Regions from separate parts of the Homo sapiens genome. Here region 1 is linked to region 2. Evidence: read pairs that join two places in POLR2A ChIA-PET (ENCODE). Cell type or tissue: Panc1. All regions are shown on one strand. Each heading gives the region's core, and the rest is flanking DNA. Links, peaks and the distances in the headings are about the cores only.

Evidence for each region. Peaks named below come from ENCODE experiments on the same cell type or tissue, not always from the same donor. Only the 100,000 strongest peaks of a DNase experiment are listed, where the experiment ranks them.
Region 1: POLR2A ChIA-PET joins it to region 2 with 10 read pairs; 4 of 35 experiments call an interaction of 5 or more read pairs at or near these places.

The regions. Positions count from the first base shown.
Region 1 is chr20:32,585,917-32,594,239 of GRCh38, reverse strand. NOL4L-DT (NOL4L divergent transcript) reads right to left here and starts at 6,761. Exons shown (of 3, transcript NR_034152.1): 1 at 6,684-6,761. RefSeq lists an enhancer at 8,255-8,323. In Panc1, for the core only: no CTCF peak of the experiment used is centred there; a DNase peak (open chromatin) is centred at 4,829; H3K27me3 peaks cover 276 bases.
Region 2 is chr20:32,466,167-32,474,489 of GRCh38, reverse strand. The region is part of intron 5 of NOL4L (nucleolar protein 4 like); the gene reads left to right. Among named protein-coding and RNA genes, the nearest start is that of NOL4L-AS1, 91 kb to the left of the region's middle. RefSeq lists a silencer at 3,879-3,928 and an enhancer at 4,249-4,298. In Panc1, for the core only: a CTCF peak has its summit at 4,054; no DNase peak of the experiment used is centred there.

The DNA.
Region 1 (8,323 bases), core at 320-8,319, 120 kb before region 2:
CCAGGTTCAGGTGATTCGCCTGCCTCAGCCTCCCGAGTGGCTGGGATTACAGGCATGCTCCACCACACCCGGCTAATTTTTGTATTTTTAGTAGAGACGGGGTTTTGCCATATTGGCCAGGCTGGTCTCGAACTCCTGACCTCAGGTGATCCGCCTGCCTCGGCCTCCCAAAGTGCTGGGATTACAGGCGTGAGCCACCGCACCCGGCCGGTGTTCTCAGAAATCTGGTCACACTCACGGTGGTTGGGGCATGGGATGGTTTCAGTGGCCTAGTCATTCAATGCTTTCAGTGGTCAGGTCAGTATGGCTCCAGCAACATGCTCTGAATATGAAGGAGGCGGTTTCTCAAAGGGATTTCAAGATGCTGTTACCAGGAGAAGAAAGTTGCTATGCAGGTAAAAGCAGCAGCCCATCTTGGTGGATGGCGAGTGCCGCGGACTTGAGAGGAGGATGGGCACTTTCCCAGCCCAGGCCCCCGGCGGTTCTGAGGCTGAGGCATGTAACTCAGGGCTGGTGTGGTCAGGGCAGGCTTCATGGAGGAAATGGCCTGGAAGGAAGACCTGAGCAATTAGGTAGGGTCTGGGTAGACAGAGCGGGCATTGCAGGAGAAGGGGCCAAGAGAACAGAGGTGCAGAGGTGAGAATGAGCCGTAAGTGTTTGGCTGCCTGTGACATGCCAGGTCCAGAGAGCTGGTAGAGGGAGGTGAGGCTGAAGCTAGATGTTAGAGGTTCTCGAAGGCCAGGCACACTCTGGCCTGACTAGCAGGCCTCTTACAATATATAGGTCAGGGGGAAACAGTGGCTTCATTGCTCAGCAGCCTCCCATGGCTCCCTCCCCATGTCCCACCAGGGAGGCCCAAGGCTTAGCCAAGCATTCAGAGCCCCAGCATGCCCACTGCTGGGCCCTGGTGCTCTCCCAGGTGGGCATGCCCACCACAGTGCAAACAGATCGCTCCCTTTTCCCTCCAGACCTCCACTCGGCTGCTTCTCTGGCCTAAAACACACTCACCCTTTGGTATCTCCATCTACCCGCTGAAGGCCGGTTAAAGGTCTCAGCCTTAAGGAAGCCTCCCATGGAAAGCACCTACTCTCAGTTTTCAACTCCCAGAGCTCTTCCTTTTTATTTTTATTTATTATTTATTTATTTATTTATTTTTGAGATGGGATCTCACTCTGTCACCCAGGCTGGAATGCAGTGGCCACTGAAAGCACTCCATGCCCCCCTGACCACTATGATTGTGACCAGATTTCTGACAATCGTAGCTCACTGCAGCCTCCAACTCCTGGGCTCAAGCAATCTTCCTGCCTCAGCCTCTTGAGTAGCTGGAACTACAGGTGCACACCACCACACCCCACTAATTTTTAAAATTTTTTGTAGAGATGGGGTCTCACTATGTTGCCCAGGCTGGTCTCAAGCTCCTGGCCTAAAGTAAACCTCCTACCTTGGCCTCCCAAAGCCATGAGATTATAGGTATGAGCCACGGTGCCCAGCCAAGAGCTTTTTTTTAGTGTTTTTTTTTTTCTTTTTTCTTTTTTTTTGAGACAAGACTGGAGTGCAATGGCATGATCTCAGCTCGCTGCAACCTCTGTTTCCCAGGCTCAAGCGATTCTCCTGCCTCAGCCTCCCGAGTAGCTGGGATTACAGGCGTGCACCACCACACCTGGCTAATTTTTGTATTTTTAGTAGAGATGGGGTTTCACCATGTTGGCCAGGCTGGTCTTAACTCCTGACCTGAAATGATCCACCCACCTCAGCCTCCCAAAGTGCTGGGATTACAGGTGTGAGCCACCGTGCCAGGCCCGTTTTTTTTTTTTTTTTTTTTTTAATGCCCATTGGCCCAGCCAGCCTGAGTGGGGCGGGATGGCAGTAATGTGCCCTGGCTTTAGAGCCAGGCAAATCTGGGTGCAAACCCTCCTCTTGCCCCACCACTAGCTGTGCGACCTCAGCACATTTAAGCCCTGTATGAGGCTTAAATGTGGTTATAGGTACGAAGTTCTTGGCACATAGTAGGCCCTCATGCAGCTCTCACCATTTTGGTTATTTGAAATATGTCCACTTCAACCCTCTATGAGCTCAGGCCAGGCAGGAACCACACTTGTTTTTTTTTCTGCCTGCACTGCCTGGCACACAGAAGGGGACTGACTTGTAAGGGCTGACCTATCAATTTTCCTGGGCTGGGCAGACCCAGGCTCCCCTCCCCTCCCTGCCTGGGTGAGGCTGGGGTAGGCCCGAGGGCCCTACACCTGCTCCCTGAGACTGACCCAGCAGGCTGCTGGGTGCCAGCATCCAGCATCAATAAATTACTGGTGAGTTCAGGTGACGGGACAGATCCAGTGTCAGCTTCCTTTGTGTCCTGCAGAGAGGCTCAGGCCCTGGGATCCCCCTTCACAGGCCTCCCCCAACAAGGGCTCCATCAAAATGACAGAGTTGCCCACCTACTGTGTGCCAGGCCCCACCTAGGCACTTTGCACCGTATTTGATTGACGCTTCACAAAGATTCTGCAAAGCAGGCACTAGCTCCGTTTTACAGATGAGGAAACCGAGGCTTAATGAAGGGAAGTGACTTGCCAAAGACAAAATGAATATAAGCAAAAAAGGCCCCTGCCTCTCCAATTCAGCAGAAATCTTCCTGGATCTCATTGCAGTGTATAGTCAAAATACACACACACACACACACACACACACACACACACACACACACACACACTCTCTCTCTCTCTCTCTCTCTCTCAGGGATTTTCATTCATTCATTTATTCAGTAAACACATATGGGACACCTACTACGTGTCAGGTATTGTTCTGGATGTTGGAGATACTGCAGTGAACAGGACAGAGCTCTGCCCTCTAGGAATGTACATTCCAGTAGGTGAGATGAACAGAGACAGGAAACAAATACATATGTATTATAAAGGAAGGTGGCACTGAGTCCATGAGGATGAATCAAGTAAGGAACGGGAATGGAGGGCCACTGGGGGACTTTTAAGAAGGGCAGTCAAGGAAGGCTCCTCAGGGGAGGTGACATTTGAATGAAATCCCTCGACAAATTAGTTCTCTTATCTCTTTATGCTTTAGTTTCTGGAAAAAAGGGGATGCTGGACTCGAGCGGGTCTCAAACTCTGCAAGGTGGACAGAATTTTTTCCCACTCAGTCGTAATTCCACAGGCAGTGTGGCGCGGGCCACTGCAGGAGTAGAGACACTTTTCTCCTCCCCTCCACTTTGCCCAGTGCTCCATCTTCTGGTCCAAAGGACCCTTAGGGCACTTAGAGTGGGACTTCTCGAAGGTGCTGATCTGGGCGCCCCGCTCCCCTGCCATGTGTTCTCATGGCAACTTTTTTTTTCTGAGACAGAGTCTCACTCTGTTGCCCAGGTTGGAGTGAAGTGGTATGATCTCGGATCACTGCAACCTCTGCCCGCTGGGTTCAAGCAATTCTCCTGCCTCAGCCTGCGGAGTAGCTGGGATTACCGGTGCCCACCACCACACCTGGCTAATTTTTGTATTTTTAGTGGGCGGGGGCGGGTTTCACCATATGGGCCAGGCTGGTCTCGAACTCCTGACCTCAGGTGATCTGCCCACCTTGGCCTCTCAAAATGTTGGGATTACAGGCGTGAGCCACCACACCCAGCCTCATGGCAACTTTTTGTTTTTAATTCTAAACCCATTTGTTATGATTTTTTTTTTCTTTTTTGAGACAGTCTCACTTTGTCTCCCAGGCTGGAGTGCAGTGGCACAATCATAGCTCACTGTAGCCTCTACCTCCAGGGCTCAGGCAATCCTTCCACCTCAGCCTCCCAAGTAGCTGGGACTACAGGTGCACACCACCACCGCTGGCTAATTTTTTTGTACTTTTTTGTAGACACGGGGTTTGGACATTTTGTCCAGGCTGGTCTTGAATTCCTGGGCTCAAGCAATCCACCCACCTTGGTCTCCCAAAGTGCTGGGATTACAGGGGTGAGCCACTGTGCCTGGCCTGTCATGATCTTTTGAAAGTCAGCTAGTCCCTGAGCTTCATGGGTCAGGTCCCTCTTGTTTATTACTGTATTCCAAACACCAAGCATGGTGGCTGACATACAGAAGATGCCCAAATAAACGTCTGAATGATGGATGGGCATAATGACAATAGGAGCTAGCATTTGTTGAGTGCTTATTCTCACGACAGCCCTGTGAGTTAGGGATAATTATTAATATTCCCATTTTATCGGCATTGAACACTGAGGCTTAGAGAGATTAAGGGACTCAGTCACTCAACAGCAGAGCCTGTTAGGAGAAGCACAATAAATGCTGATGGATGGATTGATTATGGAGGAAGCATAGTAGCATGGTGGAAAATGCTGTAGACTTCAGTCTAGCACCTGCTTTTTGAGGATAAGCCCATTCATTCATTCATTCATTCATTTGGTTGGTTGGTTGCTTATTTATCCATTTATTCAATAACGTTTAAGCCTTAGCTCCTGTGCTGGGCACTGGTCGACACAGGTAATGAGGCCATCGTGAAATGCTGTGGTCAGAGCTGGGAGGGGGAAAGCCCAAGGCTCTATGAGTGACCAGAGAAAGCCCCTGACCCAACCTGAGAGGTCAGGAGGCCTTTCTAGAGAGGTGGGCGTACAGCAGCGGCTCAGCATGGCTGGCAGACTGCAGGGGGATGCTATAGAATAGGGGGATGGCAGGTGGTGGCACAAGCCCTTGATAGAAGGGGCACCAGCACCCAGTGGTGGTAACTACCTCTCCCCAAGGCTCTGGGGCCTCTCTGCTCTTCCTGGCCCTTGCGTGGACAGGCCTCTGTGGGAGCCTGAGTCACTCTGCCCCACCCCAGGCCTGGAACTTCCTGTGGCACAGTCAGGGCCACCTCACTGTCAAGTTGCAGGCATCCCCGCTCATCTGGGCCCAGGGTCAGAGCTCAGTGAAAGGCAGGTGATCTGGGCCAAATCAGGCAAAGGCCAGGTACCTGGTTCTGTCCTGCGGCCCTGAGCCTCTTTGCTCCTGTGGGACTCAGTTTACCCATCTATCAGAGGCAGGGTTTGGACTGTATACTCTGAGAACCCTTCATCACCAAGCTCTTGTGACCCATTACATTACTATCTGTATTCAGAGTGGACGTGAGCCCTGGGGGCTTGGACTCCCTGTGCTTCAACTCCAGTCTCCCTTGGACACCTGGACGAAGTGTGGAAAAAAAAAAAAATCCAGAGGCCGGGCATGGTGGCTCATGCCTGTAATCCCAGCACTTTGGGAGTCCAAGGCGGGAGAATCACTTGAGCCCAGGAGTGATTACGTTACTATCTGTATTCAGAGAGGACGTGAGCCCTGGGGGCTTGGACTCCCTGTGCTTCAACTCCAGTCTCCCTTGGACACCTGGACGAAGTGTGGAAAAAAAAAAAAAAATCCAGAGGCCGGGCATAGTGGCTCATGCCTGTAATCCCAGCACTTTGGGAGCCCAAGGCGGGAGAATCACTTGAGTCCAGCCTGGGCAACAAAGAGAGACTCTGTCTCTACAAAAAATAATTAAAAAAAAAATAGCTGCGTGTGGTGGTGCATGCCTGTGGTCCCAGCTACTGAGGAGGCTGAGGTGGGAGGATCACTTGAGCCTGGGAGGTAGAGACTCCAGTGAGCAGCAATTGCACCACAGCACTCAGCCTGGGAGACAGAGCGAGACCCTGTCTCAAAATTTTTAAAAATGCAGAGGATCTCCTGGCCTTTGATTCATGGGGCAGCCTACTTTTTCCTTTGGCAGGTGTCTGGAATGGAAATCAAAAAAGAGCAGCTGCCCCCTGGGACCGTGATTGCATCCCCCCAGGAGTTGGGCATTGTGGGAGACTTACCCCACACCCCACCCAGCATGCCCCTCCTAAAGGACCCCAGTGACACGGATAGGCTGAAGACCCAGGGTCTGTTTCTGCAAAAGTGGGGATGGGCCGCAGTAGGCTGTTCTCACTCCTTGGCTGTTCCACTCTCCCAGGAGCCCTTGGGGCAAGAGGCTGGGACGTGCCTGGTGCAGTGAGCTGTCACACAGTAGGGACACCTCCAGGCCTCTGACCTCCAAGACCACAGACCTCTGGACCCCTGCAGCTGCCCTCCTCTCCTCACTTCTTCTCTACCCCACAGTCCTGCTCGTTTAAAACTCGCCAGTAGCTCCCATAGCAGCTGGAATGCCATCCAAAGTATTTCCCAGGGTCTTCAAGACTCCTGCCCTCCAACCCCTCCTCCCTCACTTCAGTCTCACCACACTGGACACCTTCCAGCTTCTAGAAAATGCCAATCTCCTTCCACCTTGGGGCTTTTGCCCTTGCTCTTCCCTCATCCTGGAATGCAGGAACAGCATGCCTTGGCACCTGTCATTTAAGTCACTGCTCAGATGCTACCTCCTTAGAGGGGCCTTCCCTGATCCCCCTAAGAAAAGCAGCCCCTTCTTTGCATTATTTGCTATCACAGCTCTCTCTTTCCTTCGTGGCCCATTCCCCGGGCTGTTGTGATCAATAGCTGGTTTGTTCAATAGCCATCTTCCATACCCATTGGTGCACTCCCGTAGGGCAGGGACCTTGGGGATCCCATGACCATATCCCAAGCCCCTGCTGCACAATGGCTGCTAAACAAATGTTTGTTGAATGAATGAAGCACAAAAAGTGCCAACAATGCCTGTCTTCCTCCTTGAATACTTCGAGGCCCCATGAGGGAGAAAATGGCACTTACTGGGCACCCGTCACAGCTCAGGCACTCTCATCCTGTTGAATCTCTACATCTGTGACATCCTGTCCCGCTATACAGATGATGAAGTAGGGGCTCAGTGACCTGCCTGAGGTTACCCAGCAAAGGGTGGAATGATGGCTTCATTCCATTGTGAAGTAGCCAAGTGGGACCTGTGAGCATGAAGAATGCCACGCCAAATAATCATCAGGATTCACTTCCAAATCTGACTCCACCCGAAGCCCATGTTCTTTTCATTATACTATACATTCTGCTGTGCCAGAACTCAGCCCAAGATTGACAACCAGGTTTTTAGCTTCTGAAAGGCAGGCAAAGACCCAGCCTGGGTGGAGAGGTGGTCCGGCTTAGTGGTTATTGAAGTGGGTCCTGGAACTGGACAGAGAGACCAGGGCTCACACAAGGACCCCACCACCCAGGCACAGGGCATATTTGCCACAGTTATCATTACCATTGCCAGGCTAGAGCATCTCTGCTCTCAGGAAGAGTGTGCTGGAAGGATAACCGTCAAGGGACACATGGAAAAAGTCAGGGTCTGAGCTTCTTAATCACAGAAGCCCCTGCGCCCCTGGGGCTGGCCTTTGGGTAGTGCCTTCCCCGCTCTGAGTGGTCACCTCTTAAAAACGGGCATGCATACCAGCATAGATCCAAAAAGAGCTCTTGAGAAGATAAAGAGGAAAAATGACTGTGGAGTTGTTGGTGTATATAAAGTAACATGAAATGTAAATTATCTAAAAATAATCTCCCATGTGAAATGCAGAGAGAGGTTGGGGCTTGGGAGACCTCTAGGGTTCTTTCAGCATTTACTGGCACCTACTGTGTGCCAGGTGTTGTGCTAGGGCCTGTGCATATGAGGATGGGTCAGATATGGCCCTGAGCATCTGGAGCTCCCTGTCTACTGGGGGAAGTGAGCCAGGTATACACAGCGTGGGGCTCTCTCCGAGCGCGGTGAAAGGGGAAGAGTTTGTGTGTGATATGGCAGCAGCAGCCAGATGCACATGAGCTGAAACCCACCCCTCCTTCCTGCATGACCTTGAGCAGGTCAGGCCACCTCTCCAAGCCCCAGGTCTTCGTCTGTAAAATGGAGCCATTCCCTCTGCCTCTCAGAGTTGCCAGGACATGGCACGTAGTAGGTCCTGGGGTGGGGGACTTTGGGATGGGAGTAGACAGTAGTTCCTACGCAGGAAACGGTCCTGCACTAGACAAAGTCTGGGCCTCAGGACTTGGATGGTGACTTGCCTGCAGGAGTGTCATGGGGACATGGGGTGGACCCCCGGGGACAGCTGGGAGAGAAGTGCAGCAATTCCTCATGACCTGTTAAGGAAGTGGGGGGTAGGGGCACAGAAATCCTGGGGAATTGGCCTGTGCCTTTATTTATGTTGGTAATTTCATTAAGGGGGAGGGGACCAGCTAGCTCTACCCAAGGTCAGATCTGCCCAGGTAGGAGGGGGGCGGTGGGGCTACCTGAGTTTACTCAGCAAGAGATTCTAGGTCAAGGCGCACTCAGGAAGGCAGGGTGTCTCAGGATGAGTTTGTGGATGTGTTGAGAGTTTTCTGAAGCGGAGGTGGGATTGGGCTGAGGCCACAGGCGACTTCCCAGGGGGCCTGGGCCTGTCCCAGAGCAGTGG
Region 2 (8,323 bases), core at 143-8,142:
GCCTTTGGGTGGCTCAGGCCCAAGCTTGCACTGCCCCCAGTGTTCTCAGCATCTCCATGGGCCCCAGTGCCCCAGCTCCTGGCTCCTTCCTCCCAAAGATGAGGGAGAGAGCCCATAGGACTGGCAGCCTGCGGGGCGGGGGGTCTGCCTGGTTGCCGGGATGCCATGGGCTTCTGCAATGTGGGTTTCAGAGTTACCAGGGGCAGGCCTGGGAAGGTTCACAGTGTACCTAACCCAGAGCAGTTCCGCTGCCCAGCAAGGGAAACAAGCTGTGTTTCTGCAGCCACATGTGAGGCTATAGCCCAGGTCACCTGGTGAGTGACCAGGCAGTGCAGCTGCCCACATTCACCCTAGCCCCTTGGGATGCGATGCGGCTGGCTGGGGAGCTGTCCGGATTCTTCCCTAGCCCTGACCGCCTCCGCGCAGGGCCTGCCAGGCAGCCTACTCCAGCCTCCCTTGGAATAGAGGCTTCCTTCTCAGGGGTTGGAGAGTTAGGGTCAGGAATCAGACCCCAAAGATCCACCCCGGCCTCCACGTGGACTCCCCCAAGTGGTTGGGCTCTGGGACCCTGGCATCTACCTTGGTGTGCCAGGGTTGTGAGGTGGCCCTGTGAGCACAGCACCCCAGCATCGCCTTTGTTTCCGTGGAGGAGATGGTTGGGGGCAGGGATGAGTGAGCTGGGCCCAAGAACTGGGGTGTAGGAGCCGGAGCCAGCAATTAGGAGGGGTTGAAGGTCGAGGCCTGGAATGTGGGAGGGAGGTGCGGATTAAAAAGGGGTGTAATGTGAACTCTGTGAAACGGGTCAGCCTTAAAGAGTAAATAAGGGGTAGGAGCCTTGCTGTTTGGGTCAAAGTTCATCTCCATGGCAGAACCTGCGCGCCTGCCTCCCGAAGGCCTGAATCCGGCTTTGTTTGGGAGGAGACCCAGTCTGGAGGCAGCTGGAGGTGTCTGGGCCAGGGGCTGGGGAGCACAGGGAGTGGCTGCAGGAGGAGTGGGGTGCGTGGCTGCCGGCAAAGAAAAGGCTTTTGTGCTTGATGCCTCGTGAGGTCGGTGCGACCCCCTCGTGCTGCCAGCCTCCCAGGCCAGTGCCGCCTTCCAGCGTTCCCACGGGGGTGGGGACCGGCGGGGGCAGCCACGTGCTCTGGGGGGCTCTGGGGCTGGGACAAGCGCAGCAGCTGACCTCCCGCCTCAACTGAGCCGATTGAGGCCACGCCCAAGGAACACTGAGGGCGGTGCCTGCAGAGCCCAGCTGGGGCCACAGGCTGTGGTCCCCCACAAGAAGGGTCTGGGACAGTTGTTCAGAAACCCAGAGCAGTGGGGCTGAAGGGACCATGGTCCCCCTACTCATTCCCAAGCAGATCTCATGCTGTTATTCCTCATGACCACCCTTTGAGAGCGTGATCTCTCTTGGAGACACGTCCTGGGGAGGTCTGGTGATTTGGGGGCTGTCAGGATCAGGTAGCTGACAGTGGCATTTCTGTGGGGTCCATGGGGTTCCCTCAGCACCTGCTGCCCAGAGGCTGGCTGGCCTGGCCATGAGGATGAGGCTGAGAGATGCAGGGAGGCTGGGGGGTCTGTAGGTCCCCAAGAGCCCAGTGCGGGGTCAGCCTGGGGTAGTCAGACACCACCTTCCCCTCCTGATGGACACCAGAGCTGGGACAGGGAGGATGCTGTTGACCACAGGGCCGTGGGCCTCACTGTCCCCTCCGAGACACTCATGGAGTTGTGGGCCACCCCGCTGGCTGGCTGAGACCCTGGGCAGGGCACAGGCCTTGGGAAGGCCCAGGCAGCTGGCCTGGCCTCTGCTGCCTCTTCTGGGCCTGTGGGCCTGTTGGTGTCTGTCCAGAGCAGTGGGTTTCCAGCCTAGAGTCCTGGGCCATCTTCTGGCCCCCCTGGAGACATACAACCAGCCCCTCTTGAAGGTGCTCACGGTGCAGAAATGTGAGGTCCAGCTCCCATGAGTGAGTCAAGGGGCTCCCATCAGAGCACTCTCAGGCCCCTGTTATTGACGCAGGACTAGGCAGGGACAGCCCAAGCAGAGGCACCCGCTTTAGCCCTCTGTGTGCTCCACTCCCCGCCCGAGGGTCTCCATTGCAGAAGCCCCCCAACCCCACTGATGCCCAGGTGGGCTTGGTGTGTGGGCTCTGGCCTTCCGTCCTTCGTGGAAGTCTGAGGCCTGCTGTAAGGTCAGTCTTGGTCTCTGCCCTGCCCCTGGGACTCGGTTGCGAACATGGCCCATTGTCGGTACCTGCTGAATGTCTGTTATCCCCGAATGAACAAACGAACAAACATTTACTGAGACCTACCCAAGCACACCATTGCAGAGCAGATGGAGCTCCGCCTCTGATGGGGGATAAGTTGGGTTGTTTGTTTCTGGGGACATCCTTCCCATCTGAGTACCTGGGCCTTTTCTTTTCGCCGGGAGTGTGGGGACTCCCAAGGCTGTGCTGATGACACACCTGTGTTGGTCCGTTTGGTGTTGCTATAAAGGAATACCTGAGGCTGGGTAATTTATAAAGAAAAGAGGTTTATTTGGTTCACAGTTCCACAGGCTGTACAGGCATGGCACTAGCATCTGCTTGGCTTCTGGTGAGGCCTCAGGAAGCTTACAGACATGGCAGAAGGTGAAGGGGGAGCAGGCATGTCTCATGGTGAGAGAGGGAGCAAGAGAGAGGGAGGAGGTACCAGGCTCTTTTAAATAACCAGCTCTCGCATGAACTCATAGTGAGAACTCACTCCATACAGCACCCAGCCACTCATAAGGAATCTGCCCCTCATGACCCAGACACCTCCCACCAGGCCCACCTCCAACCCTGGAGGACACATTTCACCATGAGATTTGGAGGGGACCCAGATCCCAACCATATCAGCACCCCATCCCTGCTGACAAGTGATCCAGCCAGGAGTGATTTCAGGGAGCCAGGCAGTTAGCACAGATCTACAGCTGTGGATTTGTTGGGGCCCTTCTTTAAAGATTTTAACAAAGGCAGATGAAGGCTGAGTGGCAGAGCAAATCCCATGGCGGAGACCACTGGGCCCAAGAGTGAGTTGTGCGGGTGCCAGCTCTCACTCCCCGGGAGCTTGCCTCTGAGCTTCTACCGGGGTGAGTGTCTGCTCTCACTCCCCGGGAGCTTGCCTCTGAGCCTCTACCGGGATGAGTGTCTGCTCTCACTCCCCAGGAGCATGCCTCTGAGCCTCTACCGGGGTGAGTGTCCACTCTCACTCCCCGGGAGCATGCCTCTGAGCCTCTACCGGGGTGAGTGTCTGCTTGTCCTGAAACTGAGCCCAAGAGTGAGTTGTGCGGGTGCCACAGCTTTCACTCCCCGGGAGCTTGCCTCTGAGGTTCTACCGGGGTGAGTGTCTGCTTGTCCTGAAACACAGTTAGGCTTCTGCCCCCAACCCTGCCACTGGCTGCGAGTCTTGGTCTCCCAGACCTCTTTACACCAGTTCCCCACACTCTGAAGTCCTGGGATGCTCCCAGGTCCCTGCGATCACAGCCACTGGTGCTTGGCAGGGAGCACCACTCACAGTGCCCTCATCTCATGGGGAGGAAACTTAGGATCAGGGAGAGACTTGGGGCAACTCAGCCAGAGTTGGGGAGGTGCCAGTGCTTCTCCTCTCTCCCCTTTGGCAGGGGCAGGGGCCATGTGTGAGGGTCCCCAGAAGATGGGCAGGGCAGCTAGGGAACCAAAGAAGGCCCTCTCCACACACTTGGGGCGCTCCCTCCTTGGGGCCCAGGGCCATGCGGGCCAGCTCCTGCCACAGTTTCCTGCCCAGGCACGGGCCAGGTCCCCTAAAGACCCTCGGCCAAGCCCCGGCTGAGGCGTGGGCTTTCTTTTGGGTCTGAACAGGGCTCTGTGCACATCATAGGGTGTGGAGGGAGGATGCCTGAGAGACTTTGTCCAGAGGCACTGTGGTCTGGCGTTGCCTTGGGGCTGAACAGCACATCCGTCTGTACTTACGCCGCCACCTGTGGGATGATCTGTTTGATGCAGTCTCCTCCCCAAGTACCATAAGCACCCTGAGAGCCAGGCCTCCAGCACCCAGCACAGGGCCTGGCACCACGCAGGTGCTGGGGTGCTGTTTGTTGAATGAATGAGTGGATGAAAATGAACGAAGGCATGCACGGAGGCAGGTGAGCCAGTGCGCCTCCTGCAGGCCGGGGCTGGCCCAGGTTCCTGACCCGGCAGGCGGGGCCACTCCTTCCGTTTCCCCTGGATGTGCTTCAGCAGGCCTCTCACTCTGCCCCTTCCTGAGCGGAAAATGTGAGGCCCGTCTGGCCTCCAGAAGGGATGCGTGGGGGCAGGGAGCGGACATTACTCACCTCCTGGGCAGACAGGAAGCCAGCGCCAGGGGAGAGCAGGGGTCTGCTCGCTGGGCCTGCATCCGCCTTCTGCAGGGTGGGCAGTCGGGGGATTGCTGAGCAAGAGTCGTGTGGAGCCCTGGCTGGGGCAGGTCAGGGCCTGGTGTGTGCGCCTCTCAGATGAGGCCGCTCCTCCAACCTGGGCCTCGGGACACACGGGCTCCCGCACTGTGCAGGCCTGAGTCTGGACAAAGGCACTGAGGGCCCTTTGGCTCTTCCAGGTTCTTGGCCACTTTAGTCACACCAGCGTTGGCCTTGTGACACACAGGGGTGATGAGCCCTGTCCCCACCTCCCTGGAGGAGTCTGGGGTTTGGTTGAAGCCAAACAGGCACCAGTGTGGGACCCCTGCAGGCTGTCAGCTTGCTGAGGGCAGGAGCCACATCTTTGTAGAAATGTCCCTTATTTCTCCCCTTATTTCAGAAGTATTACAATTATTGTAGAAAAATAAAGGAGAAGGCCAGGTGCGGTGGCTCACGCCTGTAAGCCCAGCATTTTGGGAGGCTGAGGCGGGTGGATCACCTGAGGTCAGGAGTTTGAGACCAGCCTGACCAACATAGAAAAACCCTGTCTCTACTAAAAATACAAAATTAGCTGGGTGTGGTGGCACATGCCTGTAATCCCAGCTACTCCGGAGGCTGAGGCAGGAGAATTGCTTGAACCCGGGAGGCGGAGGTTACAGTAAGCCGAGACCACACCATTTGCACTCCAGCCTGAGTAACAAGAGCAAAACTCCATCTAAAAAAAAGAAAAAAAAGAAAAAAAAATAGAAAAATAAAGGAGGAAAAAAGAAAATGAAAAATAATGATGTCTGGGGCCCTATTTTTCTCAGACTTTTCTATGTATCTAAGTAACCAGAGCCTCATTTTCTTTTCAATGAGGCAGTATTGGCGCCTTTTTTCTCACATAGTCATTGGCCTCCCTGACACTGATGTGGGCCAGCCACAGTTCAAAGCTTGTCTAGTCAGTCCAGTGACTGGGGTCCCATTCCTGAGCCCGCTGTGTGCCCAGCCTGACCCTGCTGTGTGCCCAGCCTGACCCTGTGAGCCCAGAGCTATACATGTCGCTGTTCCACAGGGCAGGAAACATCGTCTCCGAGGGGAAGTAACTTGCCCAGACCACAGGGACTGGGTCTCTCCAGAGCCAGCGTTTTGGCCACTCCTGTGGAAGGACACTCAAGTCCCTGTTTTTCTTTCTTTCTTTCTTTCTTTTTTTTTTTTTTTTTTTTGAGATGGAGTCCCGCTCTGTTGCCCAGGCTGGAGTGCAAAATGGTGTAATCTCGGCTCACTGCAACCTCCGCCTTCCAGGTTCAAGCAATTGTCCTGCCTCAGCCTCCCGAGTAGCTGGGATTACAGGCGTGCACCACCACGCCTGGCTAATTTTTGTATTTTTAGTAGAGACAGTGTTTCACCATGTTGGTCAGGCTGGTCTGAAACTCCTGACCTCATGATCTGCCCGCCTCGGCCTCCCAAAATGCAGGGATTACAGGCGTGAGCCACCGTGCTTGGCCAAGTCCCTGTTTTTCATTGCTGGAAGTGGCGCTGCAGGGTGCCCCTCAGGGCTGGCCCCATGTGGCCTGAGTCTCCTGTCCTGGGCTTTATCCCCAGGCCCTAGCACTGAATAGGTGCTCAACCAACGGCCACTGAGTCACTCTTGGCAGAGATGGGGAATCAGAGAAAGGGCCTGGGAGGAGGTGGCCTGGGAAGCTGGGCAGAGGCGTGGCAGCAGGGGGCTGGGAAGGGAGGAGGTGCCCGATGCCAGGATTGAGGGTTTCTTGGGTCACCTGTTTCCAAAAGCTCCCTATGACCCCAAGCTCCAACCAGGAGAGAAGGGCAGAGAGGCCACAGCCAGGCCATCTGGGGAGGGTCTGGCATGGAAGGGTTCTGGGAGGATGGAGTGGTCGGGCCCAATATGTGGCATCCTGTAGGCAGGTCCTGGGTGCTGTGCCATGGATCTGGCCGGCCCTTCCCCGAAGTATGGTCTTGAGCTAGCCGATCCCCCAACTCTGGGCCACAGCTTCTCTCTGTGACATGGCCTGGGGGCTGTGGCCCCTCATCCTGGCATGCCCCCAGGAGCTCTTAGTGAGAAGACCAAGGCTTCCTACCTCCTGGCCCCTGCTGCCCTTGGGTGGGGCCCTCCACCACCCAGAAATGCAAACTGGGCAGCAGGGCGGGTCTCTGGGGAGCAGGTGTGTTTCCTGAGTGCCCAGGGCTCGGTATTTACAGCAGCAGTGCTGTTGGCCTCTTCTCCTTGGCCCGGCCCCCTCCCCTGTGTGCCTCCTCCCTGGCCTCCAAGAGGTCTGCAGGGAAGTGTGGGGGCACACAGAGCTCAGATCTTGCTCAGTTCCCTCCTTGCCAGGCAGCCTTGGGCGGGTGCCAACCCCTTGCTGGGCTGGGGGTGATCATCTTGGCCCACCTTGCCAGGCGGTTGAGGACCAGATGTGGACAGCACAGGCCCATTGGGGGCCAGGCTGGGACTGGATGTGGGCGGTCTTCCTCACCTCCCCCAGATTCTCTGAGCCCTGCGCACCACCCCGTTGGTCCAGTCTTGCCTCCTCAGCCAGCCTGGTCTCCCTTGGTCCCCTCTGCCATGGAGGCCTGTGGGACCCTGACTGCAGCTTACCTCACAGCCACCCTCAGCGGCATCCCCACCCCTGCTCTCAGCTCCCAACCACCGCCCGGGTTGTGCTTCTTCGTAAAGGGAGCCGGGCTAGGGGGTCCTTGGTGTCAACCAGACCCAGGCACTCACAGCTTGTCCTGAGTCCCTGTCCCTCCCTCCCCACCCACATGTGCCAGGCCCTGTCCAGGGACCCCAAGTTCCCAAGACCCTGCTTCTCAATCTGGCAAATGCCAGACCCATCCAGGTGCCCACACTGATGGGCAGCTAAGCAGGCAGCGAGGAGTCAGTGCTGCCATCCAAGGAGAAGGTGCCAGGCAGAAGTGTGCTTCTGGCTTCTGGTACTCAGGGTGCCATGGGGTGTCCCCAGCACAGCGTGAAGCCGTTCAAGTGAGGGATCAGGCAGGAAGCCATAAGGCTGATGGGGAAGGAGCTGGTGGGAGTAACGACCAGGCCACCCGGGCTCAGAGACCATTACCCGCATTACCCCTGTGCCGCGGCTCTTTCTAGTGTCCTCCTCAGGTGATGCCCACCCTCCCCTGGGCCCATCCCTGGGTCACAGCAGCCCTCTCCCACCAGGAGGCACAGAACTCCGGCCTGCTGCTGCCTCCCCGTGGACCCAACACTCATGGCCAGACGTCTGCTCTGGTCAGTATTGCATGGCAGGAGGTGTGGCCCCTGCACCAGCCTCCCTGGGCTGGCCTGTGAAAGGCTTCTCTTGCAGTGGGCTTTTAAGCCAAGCCTTCTCCCCAACACCTGCTCATTATGGCTGTGTCCATTGCCCTGACCCTAATTCTCACAGCTGAGGCCAGAAACCAGAGCTGGGCCCCATTCTCTGGGTGCAGGTCCCACCCACCCCCACCCCAGGAGCAAGAGCTGTTTGTTCCTCCTCAAGGCTCCAAATACCCACAACAGATGAGCAGGCGGCGGCCTCCTGGCCTCCCCTCCCCCAGGAGCAGAGAGCTGGGGCCCAAGCCTTCCAGGGATTGGCTGTGGGCCACACTGGCAGTCCCGGGTCACAGGAAAGTGTCCATCATCAGCTGGGCCGCAGGCGGCACAGACAATGCTGGGCTGTGCTGGGCCCCGGCCCGCCAAGGGGTGAGAGACGCTGGGAGACAGCACCGAGAGATCCCTTTATCCAGGAGTGGGCAGGGCCTACACAGCCCTGGCCTTGTCTGGGATGCTGGGGAGGACAAGCTCTGGGGCCTGAGGAGCCGAGAGGTTCACCTACTGAGAAAGTGGGTGAACCAGGCGTGGTGGCTCATGCCCATAATCCCAGCACTTTGGGAGGCTAAGGCAGGCAGATCACTTGAGGTCAGGAGTTTGAGACCAGCCTGGCCAACATG